Regions from separate parts of the Homo sapiens genome. Here region 1 is linked to region 2. Evidence: read pairs that join two places in POLR2A ChIA-PET (ENCODE). Cell type or tissue: PC-9. All regions are shown on one strand. Links, peaks and the distances in the headings refer to the core of each region. The heading gives the core; the rest is flanking DNA. Region 1 overlaps PLEKHA5 (pleckstrin homology domain containing A5). Region 2 has its middle 130 kb from the start of PLEKHA5.

Evidence for each region. ChIA-PET counts read pairs that join two places held together with the same protein. Peaks named below come from ENCODE experiments on the same cell type or tissue, not always from the same donor. Only the 100,000 strongest peaks of a DNase experiment are listed, where the experiment ranks them.
Region 1: POLR2A ChIA-PET joins it to region 2 with 12 read pairs; 2 of 35 experiments call an interaction of 5 or more read pairs at or near these places.

Annotation. Positions count from the first base shown.
Region 1 is chr12:19,278,954-19,283,349 of GRCh38, forward strand. PLEKHA5 (pleckstrin homology domain containing A5) reads left to right here. Exons shown (of 32, transcript NM_001256470.2): 12 at 4,327-4,396. Among named protein-coding and RNA genes, the nearest start is that of PLEKHA5, 150 kb to the left of the region's middle. In PC-9, for the core only: no CTCF peak of the experiment used is centred there; no DNase peak of the experiment used is centred there.
Region 2 is chr12:18,997,036-19,001,431 of GRCh38, forward strand. No RefSeq gene overlaps it. Among named protein-coding and RNA genes, the nearest start is that of PLEKHA5, 130 kb to the right of the region's middle. In PC-9, for the core only: no CTCF peak of the experiment used is centred there; no DNase peak of the experiment used is centred there; H3K27ac peaks cover 1,773 bases.

The DNA of each region.
Region 1 (4,396 bases), core at 238-4,237, 280 kb after region 2:
TTTAGGAGAAACGGTTGAAAGAATTAGAAATATTTAAAATACAAAATAAGGCATAGAATTTTAGAGCTCTAGAATAAGTTTATGATGAAATCATCTTCTAGATGAGAAAAGAGGATCCCAGTTTCAGTTGGCCATTGGCTAGATTTTAATAGCATATTAAAGAGCTCTCTGGTGCGATAAGATTATATCCTTCCTAATTTTTAATACCTTTTTATTTTTAACTAAGTCATTGTGATAGATGAGTATGGTTTTTTAAAAATAATATTCATATCGTGGCAAAATTTAAAAATAGAGGGATTTTTTTAAAAAATCAAAAAGTTTAGGGATCACTGGCATAGTTAAAAGAGTGCTGCTTTAGAAAGTAGGAGACCTGCATTTTAGTTCTATTTAGCCCGCAAGCTCTTTCTGTAACCCCAAGTATGATCTCTTGGACCAGGTGTGGCTCACACCTGTAATCCTGGCACTTTGGGAGGCCAAGGTGGTTGGATCACCTGAGGTCCGGAGTTCAAGACCAGCCTGGCCAACATGGTGAAACCCTGTCCCTACTAAAAATACAAAAATTAGCTGGGTGTAGCAGCAGGCACCTGTAATCACAGCTACTCGGGAGGCTGAGGCAGGAGAATCGTTTGAACCTGGGAGACAGGTCCAGTGAGCGGAGATCATGCCATTGCACTCCAGCCTGGACGACAGAGTGAGACTCCATCTCAAAAAAAAAAAAAATACATACATATATATATAAAATCTCTTGGTCTTTTCTCCCCTACTCCCCTACCCTGCCCCCAATATTCTGAAAGCCCCAGAATATGTAACTCATCCAAGGTCTAAGTACTTAATAGGAAAGCAAGAATCAAAACTTGGCTGTCTTGATTTTTGATCAACCACTTTTCCTGTTTTACTGTTTTCCCACTATATCCCCTCTGGATGCTTTAACCCACAAAGAGAAGGTATATTTAACATGAGATTTTTCTCTTAGTGTAAAGGTAACATAATTTTACTGCCCCAATAGACACAAATTATGCCGGCAGTTTATTAATTAGGTGCCTCATAGTCCAGAATGCACTTAATTCATCACAATGAAACCTGTTTTTTTTTTTTTTTTTTTTTTTTTTTTTGGAGACAGGGCCATCCCTCTGTTGGCCAGGCTGGAGTACAGTGGCACAATCTCAGCTCACTGCAACCTCTGCCTCCTGGGTTCAAGCAGTTCTCCTGCCTCAACCTCCCGAGTAGCTGGGAGTGCAGGAGCATGCTACCACACCTGACTAATATTTTCTAGTTTTTGTAGAGACGGGATTTTGCTATGTTGAACTCCTGACCTCAAGTGATCCACCCGCCTTGGCCTCCCAAAGTGCTGGGATTACAGGGGTGAGCCGCTGCACCCAGCCTGAAATCTTTTTGTAACTATAATATATCAGTATTTGTGCATTGTTACTGACAGGTCTTTGGGTCAAAAGAGAGCTCTTATATCCAGATTATCAGCGAAGGATTCCCAGATTATTAAGAGTATGGTCAAATGATTTTCCCATCAAATATTTAATCCCTTCGGGTCCATGTAATTACCAATATCTCTGACATTTTCACAACCAGTAGGAGCCCATGTAATATTAGGAAAAAGTTGTTAACTAAACATTGAAAGAAGAGATCAGAAAACCTGAGTTTGTGGAGTCCCAACCCTTCCACATACTTGGTTCATTGAATTCTGTTGATTTTGATATTAGGATATAAATTTATGCCTATGGAGATGATTGTATAAGATGAATACTTGTAATTTAATTTTTCTTTTTCTTTTTTTTTTTTTGAGACAGAGTGTCTGTCACCAGCACGATTTCAGCTCACTGCAACCTCCACCTCCCAGGTTTAAGTGATTCTCCTGCCTCAGCCTCCCGAGTAGCTGGAACTACAGGCGTGCGTCACCACACCTGGCTGATTTTTGTATTTTTAGTAGAGACAGGGTTTCACCATGTTGGCCAAGCTGGTCTTGAACTCCTGGCCTCAAGCGATCTGCCTGCCTCAGCCTCCCAAAGTACTGGGATTACAGGCGCAAGCCACCACGCCCAGCCTAATCTTACTTTTTCTAATCTAGATGTTTCTTGTTCTGGTGGTGGTTAAAAAGTTACGTTTGGGAAAAATAAAAAATTAGCCACACATGGTGGCATATATCTGTAGTCCTAGCTACTTAGGAGGCTGAGGCAGGAAGATCACTTGAGCTCAGGAGGACCGGGCTGCAGTGTACTCCACTGCACTCCAGCCTGGGTGACAGAGTGAGAATCCATCTCAAAAAAAAAAAAAAAAGTATGTTTGTATTTAGAATTTGAATTATACCTACACCTCTGTATCTAAAGGAAATGGAGGCCAGGCGCTCACTCCTGTAATCCTGGCACTTTAGGAGGCTGAGGCAGGCAGATTGCCTGAGCTCAGGAGTTTGAGATCGCCCTGGGCAACATGGCAAAACCCCATCTCTACAAAAGTACAAAAAATTAGCTGGGCATGGTGGCTGGTGCCTGTAGTCCCAGCTACTCAGGGGCCTGAGGCAGGAGAATCACTCGAACCTGAGAGGCGGAGGTTGCAGTGAGCTGAGATTGTGCCAATGCACTTCAGCCTGGGCAACAGAGCAAAACACTATCTCCAAAAAAAAAAAAAGATAATAGGGAAACACAAATGCTAACTTTACGTAGAGTTTTTAATTGATTCTTTTTTTTCTGGCTCACTTCTCCCCTAACTTTTAAAAATCTTTTTTATATCATGAATTTCACCTAGTATGAAGTTGGCACTGTGATAGTTTTATAAACTCAAAAGAGTATGTTTATCAAAGTGGTTTTTGTTGTTGTTGTTGTTGTTGTTGTTGTTTTGAGATGGAGTCTCACTCTGTCGCCCAGGCTGGAGTGCACTGGCGCGATCTTGTCTCGCTGCAAGCTCGGCTTCCTGGGGTCACGCCATTCTCCTGCCTCAGCCTCCCAAGTAGCTGGGACTACAGGCACCTGCCACCACGCCCGGCTAATTTTTTTGTATTTTTCGAAGAGACGGGGTTTCACTGTGTTAGCCAGGATGGTCTCGATCTCCTGACCTCTTGATCCGCCTGCCTCCGCCTCCCAAAGTGCTGGGATTACAGGCGTGAGCCACTGCGCCCGGCCCAAAGTGGTTTTTTTAAAAATAGTAAACTGAAATTGTATTCTTTCATTTTTGGAAATGGTAGTATTCTGTGCTTAGTAATATGCAATTACATATCCAATTCCCAAAATTAACATTTTAAAAGAATTATACTTTGCATGCATAATGTACATGAAGCATTTTTAGATTGCTTTAAGAAGCCTCCTGAAAAATATTCTACCATCTATGAAGTGGAATATTAATTACTGTGCTGGAAACTTTGCAAAATTGCTGAGATTGCACTTTTATATCTGAAATATTGTGATATTTAAGTATTTTATCTTTAATAGAATTCTGAGCATCAGCTCCAAGTCACTTTTATATCTCAAGTTAGGAAAAGCTATGAAAGGAAGTTATTCCTTCAAACCAAATGTACTGATGTATTTACTCCCATAAATAACCATACTTCCTGAAAGAAAACATACAACAGAATAGTCAACATATACTTGTAGTAATTTATTTCCTGTCTTTATGCTCTATGGGTATAACTCACTTCATATTTCATCCATACATAGAAATCCTAGTCCTCTGATGAGATGTATAAAAATGAGAGTTTATTTATATAAAAACAAATAAAATATAGTGACAGAATTGAGATTAGATTTTAAACATTCTTATTTCTCAAATGAAGTATAATACTCTTTCATCTTTAAATCAAACTCTACATTGTGTGGAACTAATAGTCTTTTGTGTAATTGATATAGATGCTGTTTATCTTGTATTAAGTGTGTTAAATCGAATTTCATTAAAAAGATTAAAATCTGTTAATAGTTTATACCTTGGATAATATTTTGATCTTTAAAAAAATACATTCTAAGCTGGGCACGGTGGCTCATGCTTGTAATCCCAGCACTTTGGGAGGCCGAAGTGGGTGGATTACCTGAGGTCAGGAATTCAAGATCAGCCGGGCATGGTGGTGGATGCCTGTAATCCCAGCTACCCAGGAGGCTGAGGCAGGAGAATCGCTTGAGCCCAGGAGGCGGAGGTTGCAGTGAGCCGAGATCACGCCATTGCACTCCAGCTTGGGCAACAGAGCGAGACTCTTGTCTCCCAAAAAAAAAAAAAAAAAAAAAAAATTCTAATGTATATTTTACTTACTGGAACAAAAGAAATGTACTCTAATTTAGAATTTGGAAAATAACCCTCCTTCATGTTTACATTTTAATTATTTTTTTATTTTAGAGTAATTTCTTACCAAACATTACCAAGAAATATGCCAAGTCACAGAGCCCAGATTATGGCCCGCTACCCT
Region 2 (4,396 bases), core at 75-4,074:
GTTCTTTATGATAGTTTAAAATTCTTTGCTAATATATCTTTTCTGTTTTTCTTTTCATTCTTTGAACATATATATAATAGTCCATTTAAAACCATCACCTGCTAAATTCAAAATATGGGTCATTTTCGAATTGGCTCTTGATTTTGGACTACATGGTCCTGTCTTTAAAACTGTATTAGTAATTTTTTTTAGACTGGATAGTGTAGATAAACTATTGTACAGACTCTGGATTCTGTTATCTTCCTTTGAAAAATTGATGCATTTTCTAAGGCAGCTTAATTACTTGATGATCTGATATATGATGGGCTTGATGAGCTGATGTATGCTCAGTTTTATGCTTTGTTACAAAGGATCTGTGGGAAGTGAAAGATATTTTTTCCAAGTCCTTCTAACTTGGAAGAATTCAACTTCCAACGCTATCTTCCTGATCTTATCAGGGCTTGGTCATAGACTGACTCTATTATGCCAGGTGTACTCTAGGCTGTACCCTAGGCTGGGTTCTTAGAGGCCTTTCTGAGGTCTTAGCTGGATTGTAATAAATATTAGTGAAATGGCCGGGTGTGGTAGCTCACACCTGTAATCCCAGCACTTTGGGAGGCCGAAGTAGGCAGATCACTTTAGACCAGGAGTTCAAGACCAGCCTGGGCAACATGATGAAATCCCATCTCTACTAAAAATACAAAAAAATTAGCCAGGCATGGTGGCACACACCTGTATTCCCAGCTACTTGAGAGGCTGAGGCACAAGAATCACTTGAACCCAGGAGGCAGAGGCTGCAGTGAGACAAGATCACGCCACTGCACTCCAGCCTGGCCAACAGAGTGAGTGAGACTCTGTCTCAAAAATAAAAATAAATAAATAAATAAATAAATAAATAAACAAATAAATAAATATCAGTGAAATGTTAACTGGATTTCTCTCCTATGGCTGGGCTGGAACTCCAAGTCCCCAGCATTAGTAGCTCTAGTCCCTCAATCCTACAACCTCAAGCCTCAGCTCTCTGATAAGCCTTGAGTAGTCTCACCCAGCCCACATCCAGCTTAGTCCTCAATCAGGACTGGTGCGGAACCACCATACCAACTTCTGTACCTGTACACAGCTTCTTCCTCTTCAGTACCCACCTGTCCCAACTGCTTCTGCTGTCCTGAACTCTAACCTCGATCTCTTCAAGCAGAACATCACCACTGTGAATTCTAGCCCCCTGTGCTGTGGTTGGGAAATGTTTCCCAGGTACATTCAGGTCAGTTATGGGTCTTACCTTGTGATTTTTCTTTCTTTCAGGGATCAATCTTGCATTGCCTGTTTTCCACAGTCTGGAAAGCGTTGCCACATGTATTTTGTTCAGTTTCATGGTTGTTGACGGCATGAGGCTAGCCTTGTATCAGTAACTTCATCATAGCCAGAAGCAAAAGACTGAAGACATTAAGCATAAGAGGATACTGAAACAACAAAGTGAAAATTCAATAGACTTCTGGCATCTGCTTTGTCTCAGTCCTTTATTCTGAGGCCAGCCAGTCCACACTCATTCCTCAGGAAGCCCTTAAGTGCTGGCTTCAGCCAAGCACTTCTCTCTGGCATTTGTCCAGACTGTTTGCCAGTTTTACATTCAGCCTTCTTCCTCAAACCTTCAAGTTCGTTCTCACTAGGTTGGGAGGAGAGGGCAGGGGACTTCTCTCCCTAGCCCTGAATTTTTCCCAGGCTTGAAACTAGAAGTTGCGACATTGGCTGAATTTTAAGGAGAAACATCTTCCCTTCTCTATACTTCTCACTGGGCTCTCCACATAGGAAGAGAAGTGGCATCATTCATGGCCCAGCCTCGGAGAAGAGCTGTTCGAAGCAGGCAGCCTATCCTCTGTGGCTTTTGTTCTCTCATCTGCAGGCCTTCTCCCCTCCATGAAGTGCGCGGGTTGCCCTGGAGATGCCCAGCTGCTCTGCCTATCACAGGCTAAATCAGTCTGATTCCCTGGGAGAAAAAGCAGGAATCTACTTGGGCCCTGGGCACAAGGCACATTTCAAATTCATATCTATTAATAAAATAAACCCAGAGTCAAAAGATGTGTGATTAATTGGCCACCTCAAGCCTCAACAATGCCCTGCGTTGAGTCTTCCTCCTTATTTTGGTGACTCACTTAGGCAGTTTCCTTTGACTTTGAAGCTCTTTTGAGGCTCTTGATTTGAACATCTGTCCTTAGTTTTACCAAATGTAAACCTATGTAACATAGTCCTTCTGCCAGCTCCAGCCCTTTGCAACATACACTAACCCTGATTCCTCCTCGCTTATTTCTGACTGAAGATATGTGATTAGAATTCCAAAGGAAAATATCATTTTTTCCTAAATAAGCTGTGTTTGGTGTTGGAGTTTGGCCGTTGGGGTTGATTCAATACACAATATACATCATACCAACAACAAAGGATCTGTCCGCACGTGGACTAGTTAATTTAACTTTGTTCTACTCACCTTGGCTAACCACCTAACTCTTCTAGTTCTTTCTTTTTCTTTTTCTTTTTCTTTTTCTTTTTTGAGATTGAGTCTCACTCTGTTGCCCAGGCTGGAGTGCAATGGCACAATCTTGGCTCACTGCAGCCTCCGCCTCCTGAGTTCAAGCGATTCTCCTGCCTCAGCCCCCAAAGTAGCTGGTATTACAGGCACAAGCCACCACGCCCAGCTAATTTTTGTATTTTTACTAGAGATGGGGTTTCACCATGTTGGACAGGCTGATCTTGAACTCCTGACCTAGTGATCCGCCCACCTCGACCTCCCAAAGTGCTGGGATTACAGGCATGAGCCACCATGCCCGGCCCAACTCTTCTAGTTCTTTATCCAAGTGGAATCTAAGGAGAGAGCATAATGATTACTGGAATTCCAGGACCTTTAGTGGAACAATAACCTGAGTCATGCTGAATTACTAATCAGTAGCAACCTTTATGTAGACCAAGAACAGCATTATCATTGCATACATTAGCAACAGAAGATTCCTCAAAATGAAAGAACTTTCCTTCTTTGATGTTAGACACATGGACGGTTAAATGTTAAAAGAAAACACGATATAAATTTTTAATTCTCAGAGCAGTCAGGTCAATAGTTATGAATTAATTAATTATTATTAGCATCATTTAAAAAATTTACCCGGCAAATATTATATGCAACACTGTGCCTGGCACCACAATGGAGAACAGACAATGGGCTGCCTCAAGGAATGTACAAAGTAGTTGAGAAGGCAAGACACATTCATATGGAAATACTGCCAACAGTACAAAATAGTATGCAAGAAATGTCAGAATAAATAGGACAGGAAATGTGACAGAAAAAGAAGAGCCATTATTGGGTCCTGGAAACTGTTCATCTTCAGTCTCACATTGGATGTTAGGATCTGAGTTGAACTTTATGGTTTAAATAGAATTTATTAGGTTGAATTATACGAAAACATATGTCATTCTTATAGGTCAAAAATGTTGAATATCAGGAATTTTTTTTTTTTTTTTTTTTTTTTTTTTTTTGAGACGGAGTCTCGCTCTGTCGCCCAGGCCGGACTGCGGACTGCAGTGGCGCAATCTCGGCTCACTGCAAGCTCCGCTTCCCGGGTTCACGCCATTCTCCTGCCTCAGCCTCCCGAGTAGCTGGGACTACAGGCGCCCGCCACCGCGCCCGGCTAATTTTTTTTTTTTTTTGTATTTTTAGTAGAGACGGGGTTTCACCTTGTTAGCCAGGATGGTCTCGATCTCCTGACCTCATGATCCACCCGCCTCGGCCTCCCAAAGTGCTGGGATTACAGGCGTGAGCCACCACGCCCGGTTGAATATCAGGAATTTTATATGGTCCAACCCAAGAGCTAGGTGAGTCTCTTTTGTACATGAAAAAGCAAGGATGGACTCTGCAGCAATGGGGCACATTAGAAGTAGAAACCCATGGCCACGCACAGCGGCTCATGCCTATAATCCCAACACTTTGGGAGGCCAAGGTGAGCAGAGTGCTTGAGCCCAAGAGTTCAAGACCAGCCTGGCCAACATAGTGAGACCCCTGTCTCTACAAAAAAGACAAAAATTAGCTGAGCATGGTGTTGTGCACCTGTAGTCCCTGATATTCTGGAGGCTGCAGTGGGAGGATCACTTGAACTCAGGAGGTCAAGACTGCAATGAGCCAAGATTGTGCCACTGCATGCCAGCCTGGGTGGCAGAGAGAGAGAGAGAAAAACTCTGTCTAAAAATAAAAATAAAATGAAAAAAATTTTAAGTAGAAAACCATACACTAAGTTTCAGTGCCTGACACAAAGTTGTATAGCACTCTCTGTTTTCAGTTATTTACTTAAAAAAGAAATAAATGCCAGCTGGGCGCAGTGGCTCACGCCTGTAATCCCAGCACTTTGGGAGGGCAAGGTGGGCAGGTCACCTGATGTCA